Linked DNA regions of Mus musculus: region 1 is linked to region 2. A link is a loop called in an ENCODE intact Hi-C map of the cell type or tissue named here. Cell type or tissue: heart. All regions are shown on one strand.

The links. Hi-C counts contacts between places; a loop is a spot of excess contacts. Peaks named below come from ENCODE experiments on the same cell type or tissue, not always from the same donor. Only the 100,000 strongest peaks of a DNase experiment are listed, where the experiment ranks them.
Region 1: it touches region 2 in a loop (2.2-fold over the local background); 2 of 42 quality-filtered maps call a loop at or near these places.

What each region holds. Positions count from the first base shown.
Region 1 is chrX:12,135,791-12,143,790 of GRCm38, forward strand. It overlaps a transcript of Bcor not described here. Among named protein-coding and RNA genes, the nearest start is that of Gm46687, 47 kb to the left of the region's middle. In heart, a CTCF peak has its summit at 4,485; DNase peaks (open chromatin) are centred at 181, 1,091 and 4,591; H3K4me3 peaks cover 3,230 bases; H3K27ac peaks cover 3,552 bases; H3K27me3 peaks cover 5,081 bases.
Region 2 is chrX:11,932,161-11,940,160 of GRCm38, forward strand. No RefSeq gene overlaps it. Among named protein-coding and RNA genes, the nearest start is that of Gm52427, 41 kb to the left of the region's middle. In heart, no CTCF peak of the experiment used is centred here; a DNase peak (open chromatin) is centred at 3,341; H3K27me3 peaks cover 1,245 bases.

The DNA.
Region 1 (8,000 bases), 200 kb after region 2:
TAATAAGAGAAAAAAATCTGCCGGCTTTCTGGGCACTGGGTTTCCGTGCGGCTGCAGCGGGAGGCGCGCTGTCCTTGACGCGGCCTCTCTCGCCTGGTCTGCCTGCCCCTCCCCCTCCCTTGCCCCCTCCCCTTCCTGGGAACCGGGAAGAGAAAGGTCTGCAGCTGACAAATATTATCCATTCTCCCCATCGATCGCGGAGTGTACAGATGTGAGCGCTTGATGTGCCCGCGGAGCGGCGGATCCTCCCTGCTCTCTCGCCGCCCCCCTCCTCCCCCTTTGTTCTCCTCCCCTTTCCCTCTCTTTAAATAGATTTCAGGGCGCTGCCTGTTGGAGAGCAGCTGGCGATCTCTCCAGAGAGAGAGAGAGAGAGAGAGAGAGAGAGAGAGAGAGAGAGAGAGAGAGAGAGAGAGAGAGAGAGAGAGAGAGAGAGAGAGAGAGAGAGAGAGAGAGAGAGAGAGAGAGAGAGAGAGAGAGAGAGAAGCCCGAGGTGCCCTGTCACCAGCCTCCCCCTCCCCCACCTGCCCTTCCTGCTGTGAGCCCACCTCCCCTTTTTCCAGTTTCCAAAACAGAAAACACCAGGAACACCCACGTCCACTGCATCGCGAACCTTAAAGCCTTTGGACGCTTTGCGCTGTCCCCGCGCTGTTCCTTGTTTCTGTGAGGAAAAAGAGGAAAGCGCAGGGAGGTTACATAGCGCCATGGCAGAAGATCCAAGGGTCGAGATCTTTCCTCGGCAGCAGCAGGGACAGTGACCGGGTCACGCTAAGAGAGTACAGTTTACCCATTAGGGGTAGTAGGACAAGGCAGCCTCTTTATTCCTCTTCTGCAAATGGCAGATTAAGCCGGCAGCGCTCGGCTTCAAAGGACCCCGGCGGCGTTCTGCAAAGGGTTAACCCTTCGGCCCATAATCGCAGACACGCACTCACACTCACAGGCGCTCACGGTGCGCCCTCCCCGCTCTCCAGAGAGCTGGCCACGGCCCGCAGTGCACCCGGAGCTGGGGGAGTAGCTGGGGAGGGGGGAGGGGAGGGCTTAACCAGGCCGCTCAACTGAGCCGGGGCCACCTCGCCGTCTGTCACTTAAATGATTGTCCTCCGCTCCGCTCAGTGCGGTCAGTACGGGCTGTTAACAGGCAGTTGCAATCAGTTTCCGAAAGGTCAGCCAAGGTCCTCCGGCTCTCGCAGACGGAAGGCATTACGGAACCGCTTTTGTATTTGCAGGCACTTTAGAAAACGAAGCAAGGAGGGGGCTTCACCCCAGCGCCTCCGCGGCTGGGAGCCCTGAGAGGGTCGTGAGCGGCAGGGAGAGGGAGACTGCACCCCGCGGACTGGGCTGGGCACCGAGGAAATCACCGGCCAAGTGACCTAGGCCCTTCGTGTTCCGATGGGGAAGCGGAAGGTGGGCAGGCTGTAAGGGAAAGAGAAATGAGAGGAAGTAGGAGAGACCTCTTAGTTCCCCTCCTCTCTGGGCCTGCGGCCCACACCCGGTCCCGGACCGAGGTGGGTGGCCTCGAGGACGGGGAGACCCCCACTCTCTCTCCTAGACTCTCCCGACATGCGTAAGTGGTGAGGAGGGTGGTAGGGGGAAAGACCTTGTAAAGCGAGCGAATCACCGCACGGTGTCTGAAGACGCTGCTGCTGCCGCCGCTAGAAGTCGTCCATCAGCAACCAGTCCAACCTGCCAGTGATAATGTGCGATCAACACCAAATCACCCCCGCCAGGCGCGATCCATCATCGCGGCGCGCTGCAGGCCCGTGTGAGCCTGACTCGCCACTAGAGGTGGGGAAGGGGCCGCAGAGCAGGAGGTGGTCACCAAGCAGACCCGAACTCTGCACACCTGGCTGCCCCTCCTGAAGACATGCATCTTAAGTGTTCATAACTCCCCAAGTTCCCCAGTTGAAGGGTGCAAACACCGTGACTCCTGAGTTCTGGGCACGGTCACTTAGGAGCTCGCGTGTCCTCCACGCCCAGTTACCCTGGTCACACCCAGCAAAGCCATCCTTTTCTTGGCTTTGCCCTGTGTGTCCCTTCCCCCCTCCTTCGAGAAAGCGTGGCTGGCGGGAAATTAATATTTAATATCGTGAAATTGATTAAAGGGCTGGAAGCCGGCGATGGGGTGGGGGAAGGGTAGGGTCTCAGAGCATAATTAAAGATCTGGGAATGGTGGCCACTTCTGGTCGGCCCGGGCCCCACACAAGGCCTTTGTGAGGCCCAGACGGGGTCGGTGAGGCTAAGGCAGCACTAACCCTGGGTTCTGGCACTTGCTTGGGGGGCAGGGGGGGCGCTATCTGCAACGTCTGGAGTAACCTAAACTCACCTAGGGGTTACACAGAGAACTGAGTCTCCCTTGCCTGCCTGCATCGTGGACCCTTCTAGGCCCTAGGGCCAAAGGTTCAAACATTTCGGGTCTTAGAACTTTGCCTCTTCACGGTCCAAGAGATCCTTAATCTCCTCTAGGCCGGGTTTAGGAGGGACCCCCAAGGAATGAGTCTTCTGGGACTCTCAAACAGCACTTGTGAAAGAACTCAGACCCTGCAACTAGGGACCCCCAAGGCCTGGCTTGCCCAAGGCTCCCGCCGGTTCTCTCAGGTCCAGGCCCCCACCCCAGACCACTCAAACTTAGGGCAGCTTAACTCGTTCAGCTGCACTGCAGATGGGGCCTGCTGCTCCAGGCTGCGGTCTCCTGGGAGTCGTCACTGAAACCAGCAAGGCAGGCAGCCTGTCTAGATGTTTAAAGTTACAGTGCTTCCAGGGAGAGGCTGAGCTGGACAGGGACTAGGAGTGGCAGTGCAGGTGAGGTGCTCCAGGCACCCGGAGAGACTTTAGGTAGGTGTCAGGGCAGTGAAAAAGGCTTGGCTCGGTGAAAACTTTAGGAATAGGATGGTTGAGCCTGCCCAGGTGGGGTACAGCTTTAATCCCAGCCCTCTGGAGGCAGAGGCAGACGGATCTCTGAGTATGAGGCCCGTCTGGTCTACAGAGCAATTTCCAGGGCAGCCAGGACTACATAGACCCTGTGTCCAAAAACATTTTTTTTTCATAGTTGGTTTCAATGGTGGGATGAACCCGGCTCAGAGCTTGCATTCATGGGCTGTTTTGAACTTCTGTTTTGGTATACGATTTGTTTATTTATTTTGATTTGATTTATTTGGATTTTTTTTCTTTTTGGGTGAACCAGTACGTTTGAAAAGCATCAGGTGCACAGAGGAGAGAAAGCACAGTTGGATCCTAATGAAGCAGGAGACCCCGAGGGCAGGCCTGATTCCAGGCCCACAGTGGGAAGGAAGGTCAGGACCACAGAGAATTAGGCTTAGCCTAGGGTTTACCGCTGCACTTGAACAAAGTGCTGAAGGGGGCTGCCTAGACCCGGGCGAGAGGCGAGAGGCACGCGGGGGGGGGGTGGAGAGAGAGAGAGAGAGAGAGAGAGAGAGAGAGAGAGAGAGAGAGAATTAAAAGGGGGAGGTGCAGAAGAAGGAACGAGTAGTTGGCGTGGTGGCTGAGGAGGTGGATGGAGGAAGTGTTTTCCTGCAGAATAACAAGCCAGTGCAAATGTTATGCAGAACGACTTCACTTCATCAAAACAAAACCCAAAACTTCACATTCAGCCCCTTTTTCCAGAGCTGATATTGCAACGTGGGAACTTTAGACAGAACCTTGAGGTGGTAGGAGGTGTCAGCCAACAGCTTACAGACGGTAATAAGGAAGCTTTTCTGGGTACTTATCCACACTCCCCCCAATTGAGACACTACCTGCACCAGCCTTTCCCTGGTGTGTGTGTGTGTGTGTGTGTGTGTGTGTGTGTGTGCGTGCGCGCGCGCGCGCACGAGGGGGTGGCTGGGAGGGGGTCCTGACCTCTCAACCTGAGCCCAACCTGAGATCGCTCAGAATGCGCTGCATTCATCAATGCCATTTCTAGTAAACTGGACCTAAGGTTTCTAGGAGCCTACTCCTACTCCGATGTCAGAGCAAATGTGTATGGGGGGTGGGGATGGGACGACACCCTCTTATTCTGTAGCTTTGACTAGATAATACTATGGATTCTCCAAGACATTCCTGGTGACTTCAGCGGCTCTGGGTTCTGAGTCTTATTAAGGGGGTTTTCCTTAGTGGCTACGAATAATTGTGGAATCGTGCTCCAAGGTTGGAGGAAATGCCTGGGGTGTGAGGCCTGCACCCAGTAGTCCCCGTTGGTCTTCTGTCCACAGTGTGCGACCTGGAAGCCAGCGTCACACTCCTTATCCCTGGAGTCCGGGCCCTACCTCCTGGTAACAGGAGTCCCCTGGCGACTGGGGGTGTGAGAAAGTGATGGTCTGCTGTGACGTTGATTGAGCACTGGGGCCGTCTGAAGAAGTGGAGGAACTGAGCCCTGGGTTGCTCCCGCCTGAGGAGGTGCGGCTTCCCGCCGGGGGACAGTGCTAGCGGCGGCGTCGGCCTGGGGGACTGCAGCCACCTCTCGCGGGCGCCAGTGGCCCGCGTGGCTGCGCGCCCGCCGCCATCTTGACCGGGAGGCGCAGGCCCCGCTGCCCCCGGCGGTGGCTCCATAGAGCCACAGGCTTTGGTGGAAGGGACCCGGCGACTGTCCCCAGCTCCCGAAGCGTGCCGCCTGCGCTCCCTCTGGAACCCCGTCCTCACTGCGGGCCAGGTGGACCCTCTCCCCACAGGCGACAGAAGAGCTGCGACCCTCAGGGAAGCCGCAGCTGGCGAGCTTCCCTCCCCGAGTCGTCAGTGCGGGTTTTAATTCCACCTCTTGTTCTCCGCTGCGGAGACAGCCAGCACGGCCAGCACAGAGCGTTTGGTCCCCGTGGCCCGGAACTTGGGCCTCTGTCCTCAAATGCAGTCGGCTGGGGGTGGGGGTGGGGGTGCGGCCTGCAGCACAGTCCCTAGCATTCAAGGGCGTCCCAGGCCTTGCTCTTTCAGGACGAGCGAGGATTTCAAAGTTACCACGGTTTCAAGTCAAGTCCAGGGCCTTGGGCTGGAGAAGGATGGAACTTTATGCGTCCGATTTTTAAAGAGGTAAACTGCATTGAAGGAAACTTGCTCAGGACTTAGGGCAACACAGAAGTGCAAAGGTGATTTTTTTTTTTAAGACACCTTGAGTCTTCTAACAATTTACAACCTTGGTAGAAAGGCAGAATTGCAAATGTCTAGACATGAATAAAAGGATTGAGAAATCGACGGAAATAAAAAAGAATGTGAGATCGACGGAAATCAAACGCCTGGGGGAAGGATCCATTAAATAATTTTTAAAATTATTTTTAAAATCGCCCTTATTTTCTAGAAGTGGAGATCAGTGCTGTGAAAGAAGGATAAGAATTTATTAACAGTAATCAGGGTGTGGTGGCAATCAGCACTCCCGGGAGGCAGAGGCAGGCAGATAGATCTCTGTGAGTTCGAGGATAGCCTCATCTATGGAGTGAGTTCCAGGACAACCAGCGCTATACAGAGAAACCCTGTCTAAAAAATACACACACACACACACACACACACACACACTAAACTTTCCTAACAAAGAATAGTTCCCAAGTTTCGGGGAATAACAGGGAATTACTCCAGAAAGGCTGCTGTTTAGGAAAAAGGGTGAAAGTTTATTTAAACTATGGGAAACATGAAGAATGAGAAACTCTGGATTCATTGCAAAGCTCCTGACATTAAGTGGGTGGTAAAGAAGCAATTTTCAACCAAAATATTCCATTCGAAATCAGTATACTCTGGCCCCATTTCATTAAAAGTAAAGGTTTTAAGGAGATACAATGGGCTGGAGAGATGGCTCAGTGGTTAAGAGCACCAACTGTTCTTCCAGAGGTCCTGAGTTCAAATCCCACCAACCACATGGTGGCTCACAACCATCTGTAATGGGATCTGATGGCCCCTCCTGGTGTGTCTGAAGACAGCAACAGTGTACTCATATACATGAAATAAAAAGAGAAGGAAATGCAACTAGCATGGAGCATGGTGGTACATGGAGGCTGAAGCTGATGGAGCTTGACAAGTTTGGGGTCAGTCTCATCTATATCCTGAGGGCTGGGACAGTGAGCAAGATTTGAATGTTAAGTCCACCACAGTGAAGTAGCCCAGCACTTAAGAGCACCTCTTGCAGGGGACTAGAGGTGGATTCTTAGCACTCATTTTTGCCCAGTTCAACTCCAATTCTAAGGGGTTCTGATACCCTCTTCTGGCCTCTACAGCCACCTGAATCCACATGCCTACACACACAGAGATGGGGGGGGGGGATAAAATAGATACTTTGCTAATGTATCTTCTATTGTTTCAAGAGCATGTATCTGGGTACCATGTGCATGCCTGGTGCCCTAGGAGGCCAGAATAAGGCACAGAATCTCCTAGAACTTAATCTATGGTTGTGAGCTGCCATGTGGCTGCTGAGACTCAAACTTGCGGCCCCTGGATTAGCAGCCAGTGCTCTTAACCATTAAGCTATCTCTCCAGCACCAAATCCCTAAATATACACATGAAGGGAAATAGGGCAAAGCACTTGGGAGGCAGAGGCAAGCAGATTCCTGTGAGTTTGAGGCCAGCCTGACCTACAGAGTGAGTTCCAGGACAGCAAGTGCTACACAGAGAAACCCTGTCTCAAAAAAAAAAAAAAAAAAAAGAAACAAAAAAAAGAAGAAATTTAATTACCAAAATTCTTTTGTTTGATCAATGAACAATCTCTATGTGATTATAAGATGGGATTATGATTATAAAGTATGAGAACAAATTTAATATCTTGAGATCTCACACCACAATGAGGACAGGGAAAAATATAGACACCTAAAATCTTCCTTTACCATCTTAAGACATCACTAGATGAAGCTGACATTGAGTTAGTCCTGGAGGTAATTTAGTCAGTAAAGCTCTTGCCCAGCATCTATGAAGCCCTGGGTCCAGTCCCCAGCATATCATAAAACAGCTCCTGGTGGCACATGCTTGTAATCCCAGCTGTGTTGAGGTAAGAGTCAGAATGGATCAGAAGTTTATAGTTCCCTTCGGCTGTATAGGACTTTGAGGATGAGTTACATAACCTTTTATTTAAAACAAACAAGCTGAGGTGGGAAAGGCCAGTACTTAGGTACTTAGAATAGTAAAAGTTTGAGAATTTCCAGTCACCATGATGGAACTGATGTCCATTCAACATACCACCACACTTAACTTGCTCGTAGTCCTTAGGCAGGGGTGTGGGGTCGGGGTGACCACAGTGTAGAAGGAGGCAGGCAAGCAGCCTGGGGGTGTGGCTCAGAGATACAAAGATTGCCTAACATGCCAGAAGCCCTGAGTCCCGTTCTCAGCACAGAGGGGGAAAGGGGAGGCCACAGGACATACACACAGAGGAAACCCATGAGGGGGAAGACCTCCCTGCTCCCGCTTTACGCATTTCTGGTTATAAGGGCAGAATAGGCACTTAAGTTTACATTTGTCTTCCTCTGGAGAGAAGCAGATTTATGTCTGAATACTTTTCCTTTCAAAGTTGTATTCATTTGTGTATGGTGCACTTTCTGGGGCCCCAAATCCAGGGCCTTGAACATGCTAGGCACTCTAGCACTCTCTGAGCTATTCCAGCTCTATAGTGTGGCCTTTGTTTTACATGAACTCTGTTCTACCACTCGGTAATGCTTAGACCAAGTACACAAAGGCCTGTCCTCGTCAGCATATCTTAGAGGCCACATGTTCAAAACCAAAGAAACTCTGTTTCTCTGTGTAGCCCTGGCTGTCCTGGAACTCACTCTGTAGACCAGGCTGGCCTCGAACTCAGAAATCTGCCTGCCTCTGCTTCTGCCTCCCAAGTGCTGGGATTAAAGGCATAAAGTTGTGTGCCATCACTGTGGGGCCCCACCTTACTTTCAAAACTACCCTTTCTCCTCTCTAACCCAGAGCAGAGTGGTTCCAGTAAGGTAAAAACACCAGAGCCTGTAGATGAGAGATGAAAAAAAGAAAAGAAAAGAAAAGAAAAGAAAAGAAAAGAAAAGAAAAGAAAAAAAGAGAGAAAAAAGAAAAAGAAAAGA
Region 2 (8,000 bases):
CCAGGACCTTTATTGCAGTATACGTTGGCCCTCTGTGCTTGCAAATCCTCTTGTGCAGCCAAAACACAAGGAGGTGCGCTGTGAAAATCTAGAATCAGGAAAGAGGTCTAATACCTTCATGGAAGGGCCCTTCGTCACAGCACTACAGAGGGTGTGGAGGAAGAGGCCAGTCTAGATTTCCCTTTCTCAAGAAATCAGAGGTTGAGAATGTAGCTCACAGTCAGAATATTTACCCAGCATGCACTGGCAGATACCCCCTGGGCTCTATCTCCAGTATTATAAAATATTTATTTTAAAACTTAAAAAAAAAAATACAGGGTCTTACTATGTGGCTCTGACTGCCCTGGAACAAACTCAGTGTGTATATCAGACCTCAAAATCACAGAGGTCTTCCTGCCTCTGCCTCCAGAGTGCTGGGATTAAAAGCATGCACCACTACATCCAGCTAACAAGCCAGGGAGATGACTTAGTGTGGGAGGTGGGGCCTTGCACCCAGAAATGCAGCACATCCATTGACTTAGCCATAATCTCCACCTGAAGTCACCTGGACCTCAGAAGGAGCTACTGTGCTTTCAAGGCTACCAGCAAGGATAGGCTGCAGCTCAGCTGCAAAGCACTAGACTCGTATTCATAAGACTATAGGTACAATCTACAGTACTTCCAAAAAGAAAGGAAAGAAGAATACAGAGAGGTGGTGATGCATACATTTAATCCCAGCACTCAGTAGGCAGAGGGAGGTGGATCTCTGAGTTCGAGGCCAGCCTGGTCTACAGGTCTAGTTCTAGGACAGCCAAGGATATACAGACAAATCCTGTCTCAGAGAGAGAGAGAGAGAGAGAGAGAGAGAGAGAGAGAGAGAGAGAGAGAGAAGAAAAAGAAGGTGGAGGGGAAGAAGGTGAGGGAAGGAAGAAAAGAAAGAAGGAATGGGAGAGAGGAATGAAGGAAGGGAAGGAAGAAGACAAATTTTGAGTGAGGTCATCTCCCACTCAGAGCTCTCATGACACCTTGTTTTGGGAGCCAGGATCCAACAGTCAAGAAGCTTGGGGTCTGAATGAATGAAAAAGTCCCAGAAGAAAGGCAACATGGTGTGTGGCGGGGAACAGACAGCTTGACAGTCCAAAATGTCTTCTCCTCGCCTTTTCAATAAGCCACAGTTTACTTGTGGTTCCTAGGCAAATGGTTGGACCTGGAGGGCATCATCCTGAGTGAGGTAACACAATCACAAAAGGACTCAAATAATATGTACTCACTGATAACTGGATATTAGCCCAGAAACTTAATATAGTGAGATATAAGGTACAATTTGCAAAACACATGAAACTGAAGAAGAACGAAGACCAAAGTGTGGACACTTTGCCCCTTCTTAGAATTGGAAACAATCACCCATGGAAGGAGTTACAGAGACAAAGTTTGGAACTGAGACAAAAGGATGGACCATCAAGAGACTGCCATATCCAGGGATCCATCCCATAATTAGCCTTCAAATGATGACACCATTGCATACACTAGCAAGCGTTTGGTGCAAGGACCGTGATATAGCCGTCTCTTGTGAGACTAGGCCGGGGCCTAACAAACACAGAAGTGGATGTTCACAGTCAACTATTGGATGGATCACAGGGCCCCCAATGGAGGAGCTAGAGAAAGTATCCAAAGAGCTAAAGAGATCTGCAACCCTGTAGGTGCAACATTATGAACTAACCAGTACCCTGGAGCTCTTGACTCTAGCTGCATATGTATCAAAAGATGCCCTAGTCAGCCATCACTGCAAAGAGAGGCCCACTGGACAGGCAAACTTTATATGCCCCAGTACAGGGGAACGCCAGGGCCAAAAAATGGGAATGGGTGGGTAGGGGAGTGGGGGCAGTAGGATATGGGAGGCTTTTGGGATAGCATTAGAAATGTAATTGAGGAAAATGCGTAATAAAAAAAAATAAGGGAAAAAAAAAAAGACGGCCTGAAACACACACTCATTTCCCAGCCTCCCTTTTGGACCAGTTTTATCATATGCCTAACCTCTGGCCAATAGGCTGGGAGAGAAGGGAATGTGTACCTGTAACTGAGGTTTTATGAGCCCAGACCCTGTGCTAGGGCATGAATTTCCATTCGGTCATCTACTTCCCAAGTGTGTGTTCTTGTGTTTGTTACTTAACCCCTCTGTGCCTTCTGTTCCTCTAAACCAGGAGTAACAACAGCAGCTCTTTGGTATTATCATATGCAAATGACCTGCACTTAGGAGCAGGGGCTGGCACACAATGGTGATAAGCTTACAGTCACTTTTATTACTGTAACTATTACAACCCTAAAGGGAAGCAGAGCGGCCTCTTCTCTTTCCTCTTCTTTACTGTGTGCTACCAAGGTAGTAGTGATGGCTGGGGTTTTAACAGACATCTTGGTACACAGGTGGCCTTGGGAACTATGGCCATGCATGGACTGGACTAATGAAGAACCTCTTAGGGACATGCAATGGAGAAGTATTTACTCAGACTACTAAACCATAAGAAGCCAAGATAACTAGATTGCACTGGCTGTCACAATCCTGGCTTGGAGTAATGACTGCTCAGAAGAAAAAGAAAGGGGGGGGGGGGGGCGGAAGGAAGGAAGGAAGGAAGGAAGGAAGGAAGGAAGGAAGGAAGGAAGCTAAACACCTTTAATCCCAGCATTCAAGATGCAGAGGCAGGCAGATCTTTTTAAATTTCAGGCCAGCCTAGTCTACATAGTTCCAGGCTAGGAGGGGCTACATAGTGAGAAGGGGGGCAGTTGCCTTATCCTGTGCAGTTTTTGTATTTGGTATGTGTGCATGCATTTGAGCATATACATGTATGTGAATATGCTCACCCATGTGCATGAGTGTACGAGGTCCTGCTCTATAATCCTCTACTTTCTTCTCTTGAGACAGGGTCACTCAGTAATCCACCCGTCCCTGCACATCCCAGTGCTGGCCACACCCAGTTGTTTATTTGAATTTGGAAATCTGAACTGAGGTCCTTAGGTTTACAGGAGAGGTTCTGTTACCCACCGGGCCATCACCCCAGCCACCTCCTCTTTCCCAGCGAGGCTCTTACGTAGCCCGGAATAGTTTCAAATTCAATGTAGCTGAGGGTGACTTTGAACCCCTGATTCTTTTGCTCCTATTTCTCAAGTGCTGCTATTACAGACCAGTGCTACCACGCCGGTTTTATGCAGTGCTGGCAATCCAACTCAGGACTTCGTGGATGCTAGGCAAGCAGGCTACCAACTGAGCCATATCCCCAGCCCCTGTGGAGAAGCTTCTGAAATGCCAGGAGACTTGAGCAGGCTGTGGGAAGCCACTAAAGGTTTGTGAGCAGCGCCTTGGCAGGCTCCCAGCAAGCCCTGGAAGTTTGGCTGACGCTGTGAGTTAATATAACAGAGAAGGGGAAATCGGACACAGAGCAGCAATCAGAGGCCATCAGAAGGAGACAAAAGGACTTTCTGAAGTGGGGGGAGTCCCCAGATCTCAGTGACTCTTCTGTCATAAGCATGTTTGCAAATCACAGCTCATAATTTACAAGCCGCATCCTATGTCTGTCTGGTACTGCTCCAGTTTCCTCCAGCATCCCAAGAAGACAGAGGGCTTTCCCAGTCAAGGTTACGGGTGCTGCAGCTTGACACGGACCAGCAACCCGATACCTGTGGCTGCATGTGGCTCAGAAGCCTGTGCCAGGGCTGGCAAAATTGGCACATGAACCTATCATGGTTGTAGGTGAGGACACTCACAGACCAAGACCATGTAGGGAGAGAGAACTCCAGCTACTGGCTGCTGGCTTTATTCCCTCCATATGACCTCTACTTTCACACTCACAGGCTGTGAGGAATGACAGAGTTCAAACCATGGAGAGTTGCAGAGGTGAGAAGACAATTGCCACACTCCACAGTTGTACTCTGAGAGACCACTGGCTCAAAGAAGCCAAGCACAAAAGCTGAGACTACTTGGCAAATTCACTCAACCAGATTTGTTTAGCTGGTGGTGGTGGTGGTGGTGGTAGTGGTGGTGGTAGTGATGGTGGTGATGGTGGTGGTGGTGGTGGTGGTGGTGGTGGTGGTGGTGGTAGTGATGGTGGTGATGGTGGTGGTGGTGGTGGTGGTGGTGGTGGTGGTGGTGGTGGTGGTGGTAGTGATGGTGGTGATGGTGGTGGTGGTGGTGGTAGTGGTGGTAGTGGTGGTGGTGGTGGTGGTGGTAGTGATGGTGGTGGTGGTGGTAGTGATGGTGGTGATGGTGGTGGTGGTGGTGGTAGTGGTGGTAGTGGTGGTGGTGGTGGTGGTGGTGGTGGTGGTGGTAGTGATGGTGGTGATGGTGATGGTGGTGGTGCGGTGGTGGTGGTGGTGGTGGTGGTGGTGGTGGTGGTGGTGGTGGTGATGGTGGTGGTGGTGATGGTGGTGGTGGTGTGGTGGTGGTGGTGGTGGTGATGGTGGTGGTGGTGATGGTGGTGGTGGTGGTGGTGGTGGTGGTGGTGATGGTGGTGGTGGTGATGGTGGTGGTGGTGTGGTGGTGGTGGTGGTGGTGGTGGTAGTGATGGTGGTAGTGATGGTGGTAGTGATGGTGGTGATGGTGGTGGTTGGATTGGGACTAGTTTGGTCTGGAATGGTCTGGTTTTTTGAGGTAGTCTTAAATAGCTCAGGCTGGCTTCCAACATGCTATATAGCTGAGGCGGCCTTTGAACTTATCTCCAGCCTCTCTGTTCCTTATACTGGAATTTCCAGCACACGGTCCCTGCTTCGTTTTTGCCTTTTTAGAGCTGGCCATCAAACAATACAGTGCTATGCCCCTGAGGTCCTAGTTCAGGAGACTGAGGCAGGAAGGGCATCTGATCCCAGAAGTTCAAAGCCAGTCTGAGCTACATGGTGAGACCCTGGCTTTAAAAAAGTATTCAGGCTGTCTATAATGGAGGTTGGGAAAGTATTCACCTCAATGAGAGGGACTCCTAAGGGCACTATGGGTTCTTCTGAAATATGGGGAAATTCTCTTTTCTTATATGGACAGTAGCCACAGAACTGTAAATATAATAAACTCTCAAGCTGCTCACTAAAGGCCCTAAACACTCTTTACTGTGTCTGCTGTACTGACATCTTCTTCTTTTTTTTTTTTTTTTTTTTTTTTGGTTTTTCGAGACAGTGTTTCTCTGTGTAGCCCTGGCCGTCCTGGAACTCACTTTGTAGACCAGGCTGGCCTCGAACTCAGAAATCTGCCTGCCTCTGCCTCCTGGGTGCTGGGATTAAAGGCATGCGCCACCACACCCAGCTTGCTGTACTATATCTTAAGGAAGAAGAAAATGATGGGGCTGAGAATAAGTGTCAGCTACTGGAGTGCTTACCTAGCATACAGGAGGCCCTGGTGTAGCACTTGGAAGGTAGAGACAAGAGGATCAGAGGTTCAGAGCCAATCTTGGCTATATAGCAAATTCAAGGCTACCCTGGGCTACATAAGACCTTACGGTAGGGTTTGATTGCTGTGAAGAGACACCATGACCATGGCAACTCTTACAAAGGGCAACATTTGATTTGGGGCTGGCTTACAGTTTCAGAGGTTCAGTCCATGATTGTCATGACAGGAAGCATGGTAGCTTGCAGACAGATGTGGTGCTGGAGGAGCCAAGAGTTCTTTTTCTTGACCCACAGGCAACAAGGAGAGACTGAGTGCCATGCTGGGTATAGCTTGAGCATATATGACTCAAAGCCTACCCCCATAGTGACACACTTTGTCCAACTAAGCCACACCTACTCCAACAAGGCCTCATCTCCTAATAGTGTCACTCCCTACGGGCCTAGCTTTCAAACCCAAGTCTATGGGGGCCGAACCTATTCAAATTACCACAGACCTTATCTCAAAAGGGAGGGGTGCTCAAATATAGCAAGGAGAGGGACCCCTCTGAGGAAAAGAGAGCAGTGCGCTCCAGAATGAGCCTTACTCCTCTTCCTCGGGTTATCAGACCCTTGCTGAGCTACATCAGGCCTCTGTCCTACAGGCCCTCTGACAGTTCAGCTCTCCTCTGCTGAAATGCACTTAGGAGAAAACAGTGTCTGTTGCCCAGAAGCCTCTGGGGAAGTAACAAGTAATAAGGCAACACGGTGTAACTGCTCCAAGAGCTCTGCCAAGCAAGCCTTCCTACACTCAAGCCACTGGAGAGGCCCCACGACAGCAGCCCTGGAGCCGGAGTTTAGCATTGGAGGCAGAAGCCATGAAGGAGTGTATGTCGTTACTTGTGTTACCTGCTAAGGCATTGACACCAGCAGTGTTCAAACACAAGCAAGAATAATGGGACATAGAGGGCAGTAACAGAGGCAAAGGGAGAAGCAGTCTAGGAGAGATGACTCATGCCAGGACCCCAGAAGTATGGAGAGAAGACAGGAGGATTGGGAGGTCAGCCTAGGCTGCTTAGCTGGTTCAAGGTCAGTTTGCCCAGGCATTATGCAGCCTGGGCTATATGAGACCCCATCTCAAAGACAGATGAGGAGGAAAAAGATGGGAGAAGGGTGAGGATGAGAAGACCAACTCTGTAGCCCACTACTTTTATGGGTCCCAAGACATTTCTGGTACCTGGGCCAAAGCTCCAGCCTCAGATAATTCCTGGGTCCTCAGAGCCCTGCCATTCCTGCCTTGCTTATCTGGACCCCATCACCCAGTCCTCTCACTTGTCCAACACAGAGAATAATTAACTCAGAATTGCTAAAGTTAGCAGGACCAGATGCTGCAAGCCCGTCATTCAGCTACACAAGGGTCAAGACAGGACAACCCTGACTCTAATTCCAGCTGCCAGGGCAACTCAATGCAACCTGGTCTCCGAATGAAAAAAGTTGCATGAGGATAGGGGATGGAGGCATTGACGGCAGGATGTTTGTCTAGTATAAACAAGGCCCTGAATTACATCCCTAGTGGCATTTAAGGAAGAAGAAAAAAACCCTGAATCTGGCAACTGCAGCCTTCTCTCATTATGACAGATCTCTCCAGAATGATTGACTTGAAAGAATAAAAAGTCTTCCCTCCCAAAGCGGTGGAATTACCCGTAAGTGAGAGGAAGGAGACAGAGGGGAGAAAGGCCATTTGGAGGGCTTTTACTGGACAGGTTCGCATTGGAGACAATTGCTTTCATTCTTTGGGGCACCTCAGACTAGACTGCTGCCACTAATGTACCTACAGCTAAGAGGGTACAGCTAAGGAGGGTGTCCACTCACCTCCAGCCTCCGTAGAACGGGGCACCTCCTCCTACATCAATTCCCTACCATGTTAAGACAACTCTTCCTGAGCCTGTCTGCCACTCACCACTCTCAGGCCAAGCTTGGTCCTAAAGCAAGAGTACCTGACGTCTACAGATACGAAAGCCTGCAAGGAAGTAATCTGTCATGGCCTCAAACAGGGCCTACTCTATTTAATGACAAAAACAAAAAACAAAAAAAACAAAACTACTTCACTATATCATTCTGGAACTTAGCCTTGAACTCACAGATAGCCACCTACCTCTGCCTCCTGAGAGCTGGGATTAAACACATGTGCTATCACATGATCAACATTTTGTCAGCATGAAAAGTAGCTACAGGAGAGAGAGAGAGAGAGAGAGAGAGAGAGAGAGAGAGAGAGAGAGAGAGAGAGAGAGATCGAGCCTGAGTTTGGTTCCTAGCACCCATGTCAAACAGTTCACAACTGACTATACCTCAGCTCCAGGGTACCCAAGGCCCTTTTCTTGCCACTAAGGATACCTGCCATCATATGCATTTACCCTTGAGTGTACACCCACACTCAATTTAAAATAAATCTTTCAAAATAGAGTTGGTATAGAATGCTAAAAGCACTTCCAAAGTTCATCCACCCACCCTACCCCACCCCACCCCACCTCACCCCTCACTGGGCTTGCTGTAAGCAACACGGACACCAATCAAATTAGAGGAGGGAAAGGAAGGAAAGAAGGAAGGAAGGGAAGGAGGGAGGGAGGGAGGGAGAGAGGGAGGGAGGGAGAGAAAGAGAGAAAGAAAGAGAGAAAGAGAGAAAG